Linked DNA regions of Homo sapiens: region 2 is linked to region 1. Evidence: chromatin loops called from intact Hi-C (ENCODE). Cell type or tissue: PC-3. All regions are shown on one strand. Links, peaks and the distances in the headings refer to the core of each region. The heading gives the core; the rest is flanking DNA. Region 1 has its middle 20 kb from the start of DGKH. Region 2 overlaps VWA8 (von Willebrand factor A domain containing 8).

The links. Peaks named below come from ENCODE experiments on the same cell type or tissue, not always from the same donor. Only the 100,000 strongest peaks of a DNase experiment are listed, where the experiment ranks them.
Region 2: it touches region 1 in a loop (5-fold over the local background); 3 of 110 quality-filtered maps call a loop at or near these places.

What each region holds. Positions count from the first base shown.
Region 1 is chr13:42,024,887-42,032,614 of GRCh38, reverse strand. No RefSeq gene overlaps it. Among named protein-coding and RNA genes, the nearest start is that of DGKH, 20 kb to the left of the region's middle. In PC-3, for the core only: no CTCF peak of the experiment used is centred there; DNase peaks (open chromatin) are centred at 5,754 and 6,374; H3K4me3 peaks cover 1,583 bases; H3K27ac peaks cover 1,853 bases.
Region 2 is chr13:41,901,691-41,909,418 of GRCh38, reverse strand. VWA8 (von Willebrand factor A domain containing 8) reads left to right here. Exons shown (of 45, transcript NM_015058.2): 4 at 1,723-1,833. It also overlaps the pseudogene RNU6-74P. Among named protein-coding and RNA genes, the nearest start is that of VWA8, 56 kb to the left of the region's middle. In PC-3, for the core only: CTCF peaks have their summits at 3,385 and 3,584; no DNase peak of the experiment used is centred there.

The DNA.
Region 1 (7,728 bases), core at 4,364-6,863:
GTGGTTTTGATTTGCATTTCTCTGATGGCCAGTGATGGTGAGCATTTTTTCATGTGTTTTTTGGCTGCATAAATGTTTTCTTTTGAGAAGTGTCTGTTCATGTCCTTTGCCCACTTTTTGATGGGGCTGTTTGTTTTTTTCTTGTAAATTTGTTTGAGTTCATTGTAGATTCTGGATATTAGCCCTTTGTCAGATGAGTAGGTTGTGAAAATTTTCTCCCATTCTGTATGTTGCCTGTTCACTCTGATGGTAGTTTCTTTTGCTGTGCAGAAGCTCTTTAGTTTAATTAGATCCCATTTGTCAATTTTGGCTTTTGTTGCCATTGCTTTTGGTGTTTTAGACATGAAGTCCTTGCCCATGCCTATGTCCTGAATGGTAATGCCTAGGTTTTCTTCTAGGGTTTTTCTCATTTTAGGTCTAACGTTTAAGTCTTTAATCTATCTTGAATTAATTTTTGTATAAGGTAGTAAGGAAGGGATCCAGTTTCAGCTTTCTACATATGGCTAGCCAGTTTTCCCAGCACCATTTATTAAATAGGGAATCCTTTCCCCATTGCTTGTTTTTCTCAGGTTTGTCAAAGATCAGATAGTTGTAGATATGCGGCATTATTTCTGAGGGCTCTGTTCTATTCCATTGATCTATATCTCTGTTTTGGTACCAGTACCATGCTGTTTTGGTTACTGTAGCCTTGTAGTATAGTTTGAAGTCAGGTAGCATGATGCTTCCAGCTTTGTTCTTTTGGCTTAGGATTGACTTGGCGATGTGGGCTCTTTTTTGGTTCCTTATGAACTTTAAAGTAGTTTTTTCCAATTCTGTGAAGAAAGTCATTGGTAGCTTGATGGGGATGGCATTGAATCTATAAATTACCTTGGGCAGTATGGCCATTTTCATGATATTGATTCTTCCTACCCATGAGCATGGAATGTTCTTCCATTTCTTTGTATCCTCTTTTATTTCATTGAGCAGTGGTTTGTAGTCCTCCTTGAAGAGGTCCTTCATGTCCCTTGTAAGTTGAATTCCTAGGTATTTTGTTCTCTTTGAAGCAATTGTGAATGGGAGTTCACTCATGATTTGGCCCTCTGTTTGTCTGTTATTGGTGTATAAGAATGCTTGTGATTTTTGCACATTGATTTTGTATCCTGAGACTTTGCTGAAGTTGCTTATCAGCTTAAGGAGATTTTGGGCTGAGACAATGGGGTTTTCTAGATATACAATCATGTCACCTGCACACAGGGACAATTTGACTTCCTCTTTTCCTAATTGAATACCCTTTATTTCCTTCTCCTGCCTGATTGCCCTGGCCAGAACTTCCAACACTATGTTGAATAGGAGTGGTGAGAGAGGGCATCCCTGTCTTGTGCCAGTTTTCAAAGGGAATGCTTCCAGTTTTTGCCCAATCAGTATGATATTGGCCGTTGGTTTGTCATAGACAGCTCTTATTATTTTGAGATACGTCCCATCAATACCTAATTTATTGAGAGTTTTTAGCATGAAGGGTTGTTGAATTTTGTCAAAGGCCTTTTCTGCATCTATTGAGATAATCATGTGGTTTTTGTCTTTGGTTCTGTTTATATGCTGGATTACATTTATTGATTTGCGTATATTGAACCAGCCTTGCATCCCAGGGATGAAGCCCACTTGATCATGGTGGATAAGCTTTTTGATGTGCTGCTGGATTTGGTTTGCCAGTATTTTATTGAGGATTTTTGCATCAACGTGCAACTCAGTTTCTAATAGGTCATAGACCAGTACCCGTCAGTAACCGGGGGGTGGGGGACCTCTGTTCTAGGCTGGGCAAGGGTGCAAAATTAGATCTAGGATTAAGATACAATGTGACAGGTTTAGTTGTGATTCAAACAACAGCAAAATGTTGGGTTACTGCAGGGGGTTACAGCCAGGCACAACTGGCTCACGCCTGTAATCCCAGCACTTTGGGAGACTGAGGCAGGTGGCTCACCCAAGGTCGGGAGTTCGAGACCAGCCTGGGCAACATGGTGAAACCCCATCTCTACTAAAAATACAAAAATTAGCTGGGTGTGATGGTGGGCACCTGTAATCCCAGCTACTCAGGAGGCTGAGGCAGAAGAATCGCTTGACCCTAGGAGGTGGAGGCTGCAGTGAGCCGAGATAGTGCCACTGCACTCCAGTCTAGGCAACAGAGCAAGACTGTATCTAAAAAAAAATGGGGTTCCCACCAAGCAAGCAGAGTAAAGGATGAGGAATGTAGCTCTCGTGATCCCTGAGAATACATTCAGCAGACTTCATCTGGGCAGTGGCAAGGCCCCAGCTGCTTTAAAGGACTGAGTTCTAGATTGTAGTAAGGGGGCTGTCAAGAACTGAATAGCATGAATCAAGCCCAGGTGAAGTGCTGAGAACTGGGGCAAGGGGGATGAAGGAAGTGCCAAGGCAGGTGGCTCAGGACCAAGCTGAGTGCCCATCGGCAGAAAAGGAATCGGGAGTCAAGGAGGCTGGAGAGCACAGTGGGAGCAGTGGCCAATTGTTGGCCTTCGACACCAGGGGCAGGGAACTTCAGCAAAACCAGGCCAGGTTAAGGGACTAACCTGAAGCAAGAAATGCAGCAATGTTTATGCAGTGGTTTTCTCAAAGAGGGTTAGGGACACTTTTCTTTTGGAAAACTATGCAAGGAAGGAATCATGGCAAGAAGAGTGAGGGTTGGCACTTTGTCACCAAGGTACACTAGCTACACTAGCGCTTAGTGAAAAGAGCATGGAATTTGCTGTTAAAGAGAACAGTGCTGGAACGCCTGCTCTTCTGTTTATCAACCTCAGGATTTTAGGCAAGTTGTTTCTCCCATTTTATTTTATTTTATTTTATTTTTATTTTTTGAGACAGAGTCTCACTCTGTCACCCAGGCTGGAGTGCAGTGGCGTGATCTCAGCTCACTGCAATCTCCGCCTCCTGGGTTCAAGTGATTCTCCTGCCTCAGCCTCCCAAGTAGCTGGGACAACAGGCACGCACCACCACACCCAGCTAATTTTTGTATTTTTAGTAGAGATGGGGTTTCACCATCTCTACTAAATCCCTAAATACAGAAACTCTTGGTCTCAAACTTTTGACCTCAGGTGATCCACCCACCTTGGCCTCCGAAAGTGCTGGGATTACATGAATCAGCCACCCCACCCAGCTGTTTCTCCCATTTTAAAACAAGCATTATAATACCAATTTCTTAGTACCCTTGGAGGGCGAAATGAAAGACTGTACTAAAAATGTCTGGCATGATATGAGTTCTTTACATGCATAAAAACCCCAGCTGAAAAGGAAAAGAAATAGGAGGATTATTACTTTTATGTCACCAAATTACTTGGGGAGCATTGCCTCTCATTATTAATGCAGGAAGTCATATACTTTTAGTGGCTACTAGAATTAGAAACCCATAGGTTTTAAAAACTTTTGCACATAACAGGTTTTTAAAGCTCTCTTTTAAATGAGTGACACTTTAGTTTTAATCATCAGAACAACCATATGAGGAGATTATCATTATCCCCATTTTATAGATGAGGAGACCAAGGTTCAGGAATTAAACAATTTGTCCAAGGTCAGAGCACTGTTAGGAAATGGAGCTAAGATGTGGAGTTCTAAGCGCACAGAAGTCCCCTCACAGTTTAATTTTTTTACCAATAAAAAGGGGTAGAAGACGAATCAGGAAATCACGGTGCAAAGGGAGGAGTGGGAAGGAGAATGGACTACACTTCAGGAACTCAGGTGGTGAAGTTGTGGAGGGAGGTTATTATTGTCTTGCAATAGAGGGAAACAAACATGTGTTAAGACAAGTGTAAAGGAGCTAGTAGGGGAATAGAAAGACATTCCAAAGAGAGAGGACTAATCAGTGGGGAAAGGTCTGGTGTGCAGGTTGAGGAATAAGACTTGGAGAACTCTGTCTTTTCAGAGCCAAGAATAAAGGACACAAGGAAGAGAAACGCACTGCAAATGTTAACTGTTGTTATGACCTGGACTGGAATCCAGTGCTAAAGTGTGTTTTCTTTCCCGTTGCCCCAGGATACAGCAGCTGCCCTCAGTACAAAGGTCTTAAACAGGCTGGGTCCAGTCTGTCCCTCCCTTTTACCAGCCTCTTGCATACATGACACCTCTTTCCTAGACACTCTCCTTCATTTGATTTCTTTTGACCCTGCTTCCTGCACCTTCTCACCCACCGGGGACCCAGCTAATCATCCTGAGGTGCCCCTTTCTCTCCTCCATCTCTCTGCCTTTTTAGCCCAGAAGGAGCCTGGAAGGCCACAGGCAGATGATGGGCTAGGACTTCAGGAGCTTGGCCTGACCTGGCTGGTGTTACCTCCTGTGTCATGCCTGTGCCACAAATGGGTTCCAGGTGTACCTGAGCCCAGAATAAACTGCATGCCATTCTGTCTGCCCAGTCCTGCCTGTCCCCTTATGCAGCCCCCAACCTGTGGGTACTCACACAGATCATGCACCCAGTGAGGCTGATGGCAGACTGGGGGGTCCCATTAGTGGCTGCTGGAGAGGGCAGTGAAGAATGTGAGGGCTAGAGGGGTGGGGTTGTTTGGGTTTCATCTTCATGGTAGAAAGTGCACTGCATGTCACAGAGGACACTATAGTGCTGCTAACTTGGATGTGAAAAACCATTTCAGTATACGTATGCTTTTTGTCATCAAGAAAGTACCTCAACATCTTAAAGTTTAATTTCTTTACCAATAAAAAGAATACCTACTCTGTGTAAATCATTAACTTTGACTTGTGCAGAAATCTTATTAAATAGTCCTCATAAGCTTGGTGTCTCTGGTCACAAGACATGGAACTTTTAGAACTTTACAAACTGTCAAACTAAAGTTAAATTTGTTTATTTAATATTTTATTTAATATTCATAAAGTTAATCTAATGTTTTACTTCTTACTGTAATTTGTAAAAATGTGTTAAAGGGAAGTGTGTTTTTAATTTATTATTTACAAAATCATATTATTCAATGTATTCATTCAATAAATATGTATTGAGTAACTACTATACCTGAGGTTTGGTACCAGGGAGACATGTGCACCAGCAGCTGTACTTTTACAACAGGGTGTTATAAGTGCTGTGATGCAGGGAGTACCAGGGCATGGAAGAGGGATGTCTAATCCAACCTTGGATAGTTAGGAAGGTTTCCTGGAGGAAGTGACATCTAAAGTGAGACCTAACTCTCATTCATTAACTAGAACAAGATGCCTAGAGAAAGGAATGGAGGAAGAAAAGTATTCCTAGGGGGGAAAAAAACTAATTCATTATTAAGGCCAAGAAACAAAAGAGAGCTCTCCTGGTTCTTTCAGGTTTTGAAAAGAATTGTGATATAATTGTTAATTACAGTATGACCTGGGGAATAAGAGATGAGACTGAAGAAATGAACAAAGAATGGATCATGAAGGGCTTGATACAGCAGCAAAGACTTTCTGTGTTCACATATTTTAACATAATAATAATAGCAAGCAGTGAGCTCATCATTTGATTGATTAATTAATTAATCCTTCTAACCCCTAGAAGGCAAGAGAGGTTCGATTATAACAACTTATTATCTTCCATCGTTAATACCCTGATATTATGCCTTCAAAACTAGAGAGCACAGGTGCCATTTTAAAAGATCGACTTTTCTCCTCTTTTTTTTTTTTTTTTTCGAAGTGGAGTGGGTAAGCATAAGAGTGATGACTGAATAGAAGGATGAATTTTGAATGAGCTTAGAAATCCTCTGACTAACCAGTTTGGCATCTTAAAAGATCTAGAAATGAACAGTTTCCTCTAGGGTGGAGCAAACAATACAAGCTGGAGCAGGCTTTAGCCTTCAGGACAGGGTGGGGGTGTGGGTTGGAAACCTATTTCAAACACAAGGTTCTTAACCATTTAGTGTTTAAAGCACTGCTTTGGATAGAGAAATCAAAGTGGGCCGGGAGCGGTGGCTCACACCTGCAATCCCAGCACTCTGGGAGGCCGAGGTGGGCAAATCGCTGGAACTCAGGAGTTCAAGACCAGCCTGGGCAACATGGCAAAACTCTGTCTCCACTAAAAATACAAAAATGAGTTGGGCATGGTAGAGTGCACCTGTGGTCCCAGCTACTCAGGAGGCTGAGGTGGGAGGATTGCTTGAGCCCGGGAGGTGGAGACTGCAGTGACCCAAGATCACACCACTGCACTCCAGCCTGGGCAACGAAGCAAGAGCCTGTCTCTCTCTCTCTCTCTCTCTCTCTCTCTCTCTCTCTCTCTCTCTCACACACACACACACACACACAAGAAATCAAAGTGAATAAACAATTTTACAGGTTCAACTGGCCTATTATTAGAATATTATATTCTTGCCTCACAGTCTGAAACACACGCTATCTATGACTAGACATCAGATGAATGTACCTGCAGAGTGAACTTTCCTAAAGAGAAATTTCCTGTTGGAATCAGCCAGCGACTAGATCACAGACTTAGTCATGTTGTTTAATTTGTTTAAGCATATGATTAACAAGATTAAAAGCTTTCCAAAAACTAAGATTGAAGGTAAAGGGTCATTAGCATTAAACACCTATACCAAAAAAAGAAATGAAGTGATTTATGAAATTAATAGTCTAATAGTTTCTTGTCAGTGTTAAAGATAACTATAACTTGATTTTCTTAGTGAATAGAGAGAAAAACAGATTGTGACAAAAAACTTGGATGGTACCCTGCCATGGCCAGCCCTGCCCGAAGGTTCTTCAGAGATAAAGAAAGTGCAAGCAGAAAGAGGCAATGTGAAGGACTCGGAGGAAGCAATAGAAAAAAAAAATACTAAAAAAATGGGTGTTTTGAAACTGCAAACTTCAAGTATGATTCTTATGCAAATATTATTTAAACAAGAACGCTTTTGCTCCTCCCTGCATAAGATTATATGGAAATTAGAATTGTTGATTTATTTCTAGCAATATGATAAAGAATGAATTCACTTAGATTTGATGATCAATCAGTCTTCAAGGAGTGGATTAGCAAATTTTCTGAATAAACCTAAATGTTTAAACTCAAAAAAAAAAAAAGAAGAAGAAGCAGTGTGCCTCTGATGCAGTCCCTTGCTGAGCTGAGCTAGGCTAGAGGCAGGCCTTTCTTACCCATTTTCCCTTGAAAAACAAACTGGCCTTTCCTTGCCTTCTTTCCTTACTACTTACTCTAATGGTGAGGAAAGAGCAGTCCAAAAAATACAGTCACTGACTCCACTTCCCCACTCCCCACCCTCTGCAGGAGTCACTTATAATCCAGCTTCTGTTCCTCCCCCATCATAGAAACCTCTCTGGCCAAGGTCACCAGCATCCTCCATGTTGCCAAATCCAATGGACAATTTTCAGTCCTCATCTAACTTAACCTTTCTACAATAGTTGACCTTTCAACACAGTTGACCATTCCCTACTTTTTGAAATTCTTCCTTCTCTTGGCTTCTGTGTTTACAAAGAGCCATGCTATTACACTCCTTGAGTTTTCTTCCCACCTCATTGACCATGCCTCAGACTCCTTTGCTAGCCTCTCCTCTTCTGCCCAACCTCTGACTGTTGATGTGTCCCAGAGCTCAATTTCAGGGCCTTTTTTCTTCTCCATCTATACTTTCCTCCCAGGTACTCTCAGTCAATTTCATGGATTTCTCTTCCAACTAGATGCTGATGATGAGGTAGGAGGCAGGACCTGACTCCAGAGGCAGGGCTCAGACACTGGATCAGATTGAGAACTAGCCAAAACTGGACAAGGGCAAAAGGAGT
Region 2 (7,728 bases), core at 2,630-5,129, 120 kb after region 1:
TCACCACATCTTTGCCACTAGTCGGTGTTTTCTCTATTTAAAAATTTTTCCTCCTTTTAGACTGGGTGCGGTGGCTCATGCCTATGATCCCAACACTTTGGGAGGCCCAGGTGGGCAGATCACTTGAAGTCAAGAGTTCGAGATCAGTCTGGCCGACATGGTGAAATCCCGTCTGTACTAAAAAATACAAACATTAGCCAGGCATGGTGGCATATGCCTATAGTCCCAGCCACAGCCACTCTGGAGGCTGAGGCACAAGAATTGCTTGAACCTGGGAAGCAGAGGTTGCAGTGAGCTGAGATCGCACCACTGTACAACAGCCTGGGTGACAGAGTGAGACTATCTCAAAAAAAAAAAAAAAAAATTTTTTTCCTCCTTTACGTACATAAAGTTATGTAACATGGGGACAGGCACATTAAAGGAGACCTAAATTACAACAATAATATGTTTTTATCAGTAGCATATGGAGATAGGATGGAGAAAAAATCCCCTTGTATGGCAGTATCCCTTTTTGCCATTAATGGCATGTTCATTCCCATTTTCCATTATACTTAAGTAACTCAGTTTGTTCCTCATGTTTAGTAAAAACTTATTGTGTGCCTTATTTGATTGGAGAATGTCATTGTTTTTACTTCAACATTGTAAAACCAAAGATAATGTTAAAAACTTTTTGTACATGATTATAGGGCAAAAGACTTTTAAGGATGGATAAATTATCTTGAAACAGGTGAATTCTGCATCGTTTCCTCTTCAAATCTCATGATTTTTTTGATTATTTTTTTGTCCTCTTTCTGTTCCTTCTACTCCTCCTCCTTCCTTTTCCTCCTCCTTTTTCATCACCTCCTTCCTCTCCTTTTTAAAATCCTCCTTCTACTTCTCCTACAACTATGCATGTGTATTTATCTTCTGTTTACCTGATTATTGGGTTTGTTTGTTTTTTTTCCCTTGAGATGGAGTCTTGCTTTGTTGCCCAGGCTGGAGTGCAATGGTGTGATCTCGGCTTACTGCAACCTCAACCTCCACCTCCTGGGTTCAAGCAATTCTCCTGCCTCAGCCTCCCGAGTAGCAGGGACTACAGGCATGCGCCACCATACCTGGCTAATTTTTGTATTTTTAATAGAGACAGGGTTTCACCACATTGGCCAGGCTGGTCTCGAACTTCTGACCTCAAGTGATCTGCCCACTTCGGCCTCCCAAAGTGCTGGGATTACAGGTGTGAGCCACAGCGCCCAGCTGATTATTGGGATTTTTACCTTGTTTTCACATTTGGTAAAGTACCTAACATACTGTATACACTTGGCAAACATTGATCCATGGAATAAATTAATCTAAATCACCCCTTTATAAAAGATGAACATTACTTACAGAAATGGCTATAGTTTGTGGGCAAACCAAATAGTAATACTGTCAAATTATTGCTCATTATATTTGGAAATAATTCTACAGGAAAAATTAAGGTTTGTAAAATTGGATTTTGATTATTATTGCTTAAGTAGTAGGATTGAGTGCCATAGAAGAAGAGCTCTGAGGAGATATATAGATATTTTGATTAAAGTTCAATTTATTTCTTTTTTCTCAAACTTAGATTCAACAAGTTTCAACCCAAAATTAGGTTTAACAATGCACTTCTCATGGGCAATGGCATTGTCAGATAACTAGTTCCAAATCATATGCTGGAAATTTGATTTTATTTTTGGAATAATTTCATTCTCTTCTCTACAGGAGCTGACCAAACGGGAGGTCGAATACATTGCCCTGTCAAGGGACACCACTGAAACTGATCTCAAACAGCGACGAGAGATCCGTGCAGGCACAGCCTTTTACATTGATCAGGCAAGTTCTGTCACACTCTAGCCCATGACTGTGTACTCCAGGTCTATACAAGATTGATTTTTAAAGTAGAAAGAGAGTAGCTCATATAACAGTAAAAGGTAGTTGTATTGTGCTCTCTCTAGACAGATTTAATTTAGATTTTTAGTTTCACTGTTCTTGGAAATGTCTTCTTGGTTTTGTACTAAATGAGAAATCCTAGATGAAATTAATGGTTCTAAAACGTTAAAGATCAATGTGCTGATTTCATAATTTTAAATTGTTTCCTACTACTTGCCTATAGAAATTTGATTTATTAAAAAATGAATTAAGGAGATTTGATATAGGAGATTCTCTAGCATATTTATTAAAGTATTTTCAATCTATAGGTCACTTGGGTAAAGGGGTATTAAAGGTAGTGAGAGTATACACTTCCAGAAACTATAGCTTTTTCTCTGGTGGGAGAGTATCTTAGGTACAGATTACCAACTAACATAATGTTTTATGAACATTATAATGAAACTTGTTTTACACTTCTTCAAATACATTGTTTAAAATATTGTTCTTAGGAGTATTTAATAGAAAAAGGATAGAGCCTATAAATAAGCAATTCATAGAGAAAATATTTCAAATATTCAATAATTTCATGAAAAGATGCTTGACTTTCTTATTTACAAAAATAAAAATTAAAAGACTGTCAGCTGCTATTTTTCTTTTACCTCTCAGATTGGCAAAGATTAAAGAATTTGCTAATGTCCAGTATTAATGAGGAAGAAGAGATGAGAAAACAGCATTGCTGTTGATGGCAGCAGAAATTAATGCAATTTAAAAAGAAAGTTTGGCAATATTTATCAAAAGAAAAGAAATTACACATGCATTTGGACTCAACAGTTATGTTTCTAGAAATTTTAGTCAAGTATATTCACATAAAACATGAAAAGTTATATGTACAAGGATGTTTAATGTAACATTGTTTGAAATTGTATAAAACTGTGAATGAACAGAGTGATGTATACTTAAAGAGACTAATGAAATAATGGTAAGTAGAATACTCTTTAGTTATTAAAAAGAATGAGATGAATGTGTACGTACTGATAGGAAAGATGTGCAGGATAAATTAAGTGAAAAAAATAAATTTATAAGACAGTATGTATACTGTGATCCCATTTGTGGTAAAAAGAAGACAAGAAATGCATATATGTTTGTTTATACATTGAAAACTTCCAGAAGGATGCACAAGGAGCAGTTAACAGAGTGTACATAAAGTATGTTACAGAAGTGTGAGTTGGAGTCTGGAGTAGGATAAGGAAGAGACTTTCGTAGTTCTTTACATTTGAAACTTTAGCATGGGCACACTGTTACGTTATAATTAAAAGACTGTAATTGTAAAAAATCACTGAGTGGAAAGTTTTTGAGGAATAGGATATTCACATGGCCTCATGTGTTACTTATTAATTACAAAAGAAAAAAATGCACTTAAAATGGAGAGATTTGGCAGACACTACCTTAAATGATGGCTTTCAAAAAAATTTAGCATCATCTAGTGGGAATGTCTGAGAAGTTCAGATTTCCCATAATCAAAAAGTAATCCTTCACAGACAGAGCACATAAACAAATTTTAAAGGAACCCATTTTGTTTACATAATGCCAAAAGTTCACTTCATAGATTACTTCTGATTACAAATGGGAAAAAATAATGTACCTTTACAATGATGAGATCTGGCATTGGCTCCATTAACCAACTCATACAACAGAATTATCATGATGTGAATGCTGATGTGATTCAATGAGGGTTTACCTCTACAGGGTAAGAGCACTCCAACAGGTTTACTAAGAGTACTACAGCATTACCAATGTAGTACTCTTACTAAAAACGTTTAACATTAACAATCAGACTGATCTAGAATGTGTGATAGTCTGTAAGACAACAACTTGGACTCCTAAAAAATGTTCAATGTCCTAAAAGTCAAAACAGGTAAGGAATGGTTCCAGATTAAAAGGTTGGGGAGGGAAGATGATTTAGTTTCTTTATTGCACTGTAGTATAGATAGCCATTTTTATGTTTGTCTTTTAGATTCAAAGTTCTTACATTAAAATGCAAATTAAAAATTTTAAATAATTTATAGTCAAATTTTAAAACAAAGAATAGAATTATCAGATATAATTTTATAGTATAATTTTACCAGGGAATTTTTAAAGAGCTCTTTGTGCTCATGTACATTACCTATAAATGGTAATAGGTAACAACCATTACTAATAATTTTATATCTAACTGTCCAGTTTTGTAATGAAAAATTCTCTCTTGTAGCCAAGAGGTTCTTGTATTCATCATTTTAAACATTTTTAAGACCCCTGCTGTGTTTTCTTTGTGAAGAAGTCCCTTAAAAAAAAATGGAATGCTTTATGAATTTGCATGTCATCCTTGAGGAGGGGTCATGCTAATCTTCTTTGTATCATTCCAATTTTAGTATATGTGCTGCCGAAGCAAGCACTAAGTGCCTTTTGAAATATGAATTTGAATTTATATTTCTATCTTGTTGACTTCGACTCTCAATTTAATGGTATTTATTCCAAACCTAGTGATTCACATAATATCCACATTATAAAAATATATTTTTATTCAAAAGCTTATATTTATTTTTAGAATGAACAACCTGCATTTTTCACGTGGTAAGAAAGGTAACAGGAAAGTCCTAATTTCTTTTTCCAGTTGGTTATCTTTTAGAAAGGGTAGATATTAATTCACAGGATCATTTCCACTGAACTTCTTTGCAAGCTGTTTGGAATAGTGGATAGAGTTATTTGATTAAGGGTGTTTAATTTTTTAAATTTCATATTGGGTTAATTTTCTAAAATATATGGTCTGGTAATCCCTAAAATTTTAATACATTTAAAACTTATGTGAAGATTTAGGCTACTAAACAGTAAATCTGGAATATTGCAGTTAATACAAATAATAAAATTTAAAATTCAGGATATTTTTTAAGCATACAGCTTTTGATTGCTTACATTTCTGTTCCCATGATAGTTACACATAAAGGTGCTGTAAACCCCACACCACCCCCAATTGACAAGGTTTTAAAAAAATTTGCCTCTTTTCTATACTCAGAGAAGATAAGAGTGAGGGATGGGATTTGAGCTGGAATAGTGAGGAGCTGGGTAAAGGGATTAGAAGCTGGAACAATGACCTAAGTAGAGGTGAGGAGTCAGGAATATATTTAAATAATGGTGAAAGAACTGGCTTTGTTTGGTAGAGTATGGATTTAAAAATATATTTTTAAAATGAATTTTATAATTTGCAAATAGTAAGGAAGAGAAAATGGATTTTTAAATGTGTTTATTATTTTAAGGAGAGCTTAACACTTTAGCTTTTTAGAAATTGTTTTAGGAAACTAAATTTATCGATTATCTAAAGATTTATTTGTTGGACCATTATAGTAAATTATTTAGATGAAACTTTCTGAAGTTATACAGTCCTTTGGTCCTTCTAAAAAGAATATTTTTAGATGATATATATTTTAGTTTATAAAGTTTATAAATATTTTAAGTGTCTTACCTTGGCAGCATTTTACACTCTTATGTTTTGTTGGTGAATCCTGCTCATTCTGATGAGCATCTGTTATTTACTGTGCTCTAATCCCACTGATACCTTCGGAGCCCGTGACTGAGGTGCAGGAATGTTAGTCCTTTCTTTATTGCTTCAGATGACGTTTTGAGGTCTTATCTGATTTTCATATTTTTATTTTATCTTATTTCCTTGCAGTTAGTATTCCTTACTGTGCTGTTCATAATCAGATCCTACCAGTTCCTTGCTGCTTAAAGCCATGCAGTAATGTCCCATTACATCCACCGTCAGATCCAAACCCTGTAATATGGCCTACATCACTCTATAGGATCGAATGTTTGTCTACCACCTTTCCTTTTACTCCTTGCCTTGCAGGCTGCAGCTGCAGTTGCCTTCCTTTGTACTTGGTGTTTCCTCTGCTTGGTGTGAGTTTCTCTTTGTACTTTATATTCTTGCCTCCTTGTAATTCAGGTTATAAATTTCTTAGCTAAAGTAGCCACTGGCCATGCCTACCCCCTTTCCAAATATACCATGCCGCACCAGGCTGTCATCGTACATGATATTATCTCCAGAGCACTTAGCACTCTCTGAACTTACCTATTTCCCTGCTCCCATGTTTGTTGGCTCTCCTCCCCCGCTAGAATATAACTGTCTATCTTGCTCATCTCAGGCACCTAAAAACTGTCTGGAACATAAGTGACACATATATTGATGGTAGATTTCTTCTTTGGGTAATCAACTTTATTACAATTTTAACTAAATTAAGAATAAGTGGGTTCTGGCCTTAATTTATTCATGAAAACACCAGGTGGGGTTTTCTATGGATGTTTGCCTTTTTGACATCTATTTTGAGTCATCACAATGGATAATTTCCATTTGAATTCTAGATAGATGAATTTGCCAGTTGACTACCAGCTAGACGTATATTTGTTACACCGAAAGGCCTTTGCATTTATTTTATTTAAAAATTCCTTTTTATTTATTCAGTGTTCTTAACCATTGAATTTGATGTTTGGGCTGAAGGGACGGGCAGTATTTTTATTCACTGTTAGGTGATCCCTGTAACTTGATGGCCCAATATAGGTGAAAAAGTACCTGTGGCTCTCTGGTGGGTATTGGGAGAAAGTTTGGGATTTTCAGTATCATTCCCATTGTACGCACCTATGACTGGTATCCAGGTTATTACGAATTGACATATCAGCTGGAAACACCCAAATCCTGAGTTGTTGGTCATGGCCATTAAGCTCTTCACTAATTCTCACCTAAAACTAAGGATGATTGATGATAAAGCAAGAGGTTTAAACTCAACTGCTACCTTTGAAGGCGAGAATTAGGTTAATAATAATATGTAATAGGGAATTTATATTGTTTTCAAAGTAAAGTTTATTTTTTCTGATTATGCAAGTCATAAATGCTCATTTGATATAAATGCATATAATATTTGTATTTATTAACAAATATATATTGAATGATTGATATGTGCAAGGCATTATCCAGATGCAGTGAACAAATAAACCAAAAATCTCTGTTGTTATAGAGCTTATGTTTTAGTTGGGGAAACCAAACAGTAAAGAAGGGTAGCATAATTGAGTAAATACTAAAAAGCATACGAAAGAACTGAAAAATTACTTGCTGTATTCTTCTTCAAGACGAGCAGCATGAATATTTTCTGTATTTCTTTCTATGTGCATATGTTTATAATGTATAATGTATAATTTTTACAAAAATGGTATGCCATGTATATAAAGTTTATAGTGTTTTTTAAAAACCTGGCATTTTATCAGGAGCATCTCCTTTTGACATTAGATGTTACTCAAAGATATGATTTTTAGTATCCGTACAATATTTCATCAGATAGGTATGCTGTTATTTATTTAACATTCCTATTTTTTCTACCTTTTTATATTATTGGTTATTCAGGTTCTTTCTCACTTTTCACTAGTACAAATAACCACATCATTATTTAAAAATACATCCTAATTTGCACTTGGACAGTCGGGGAAGATCTCTCTCTGTTTACTGTGGCCTCTGTGTTAGAACTCAAGTGTTTGCTCGTTGTTATGTTGCTATCATACTCAGAAGAACTCCTTTCTATTTGCATATATATGTATGCAAATATATATGTGTGTGTATATATATATATATATATATATATTTTTTTTTTTTTTTTTTTTTTTTTGAGATGGAGTCTTGTTCTGTCACCCAGGCTGGAGTGCAGTGGCATGATCTCGGCTCACTGCAACCTCTGCCTCCTGGGTACAAGCAATTCTCGTGCCTCAGCCTCCCGAGTAACTGGGACTACAGGTGCGCACCATCACATTTGGGTAATTTTTGTATTTTTTCATGGAGACATG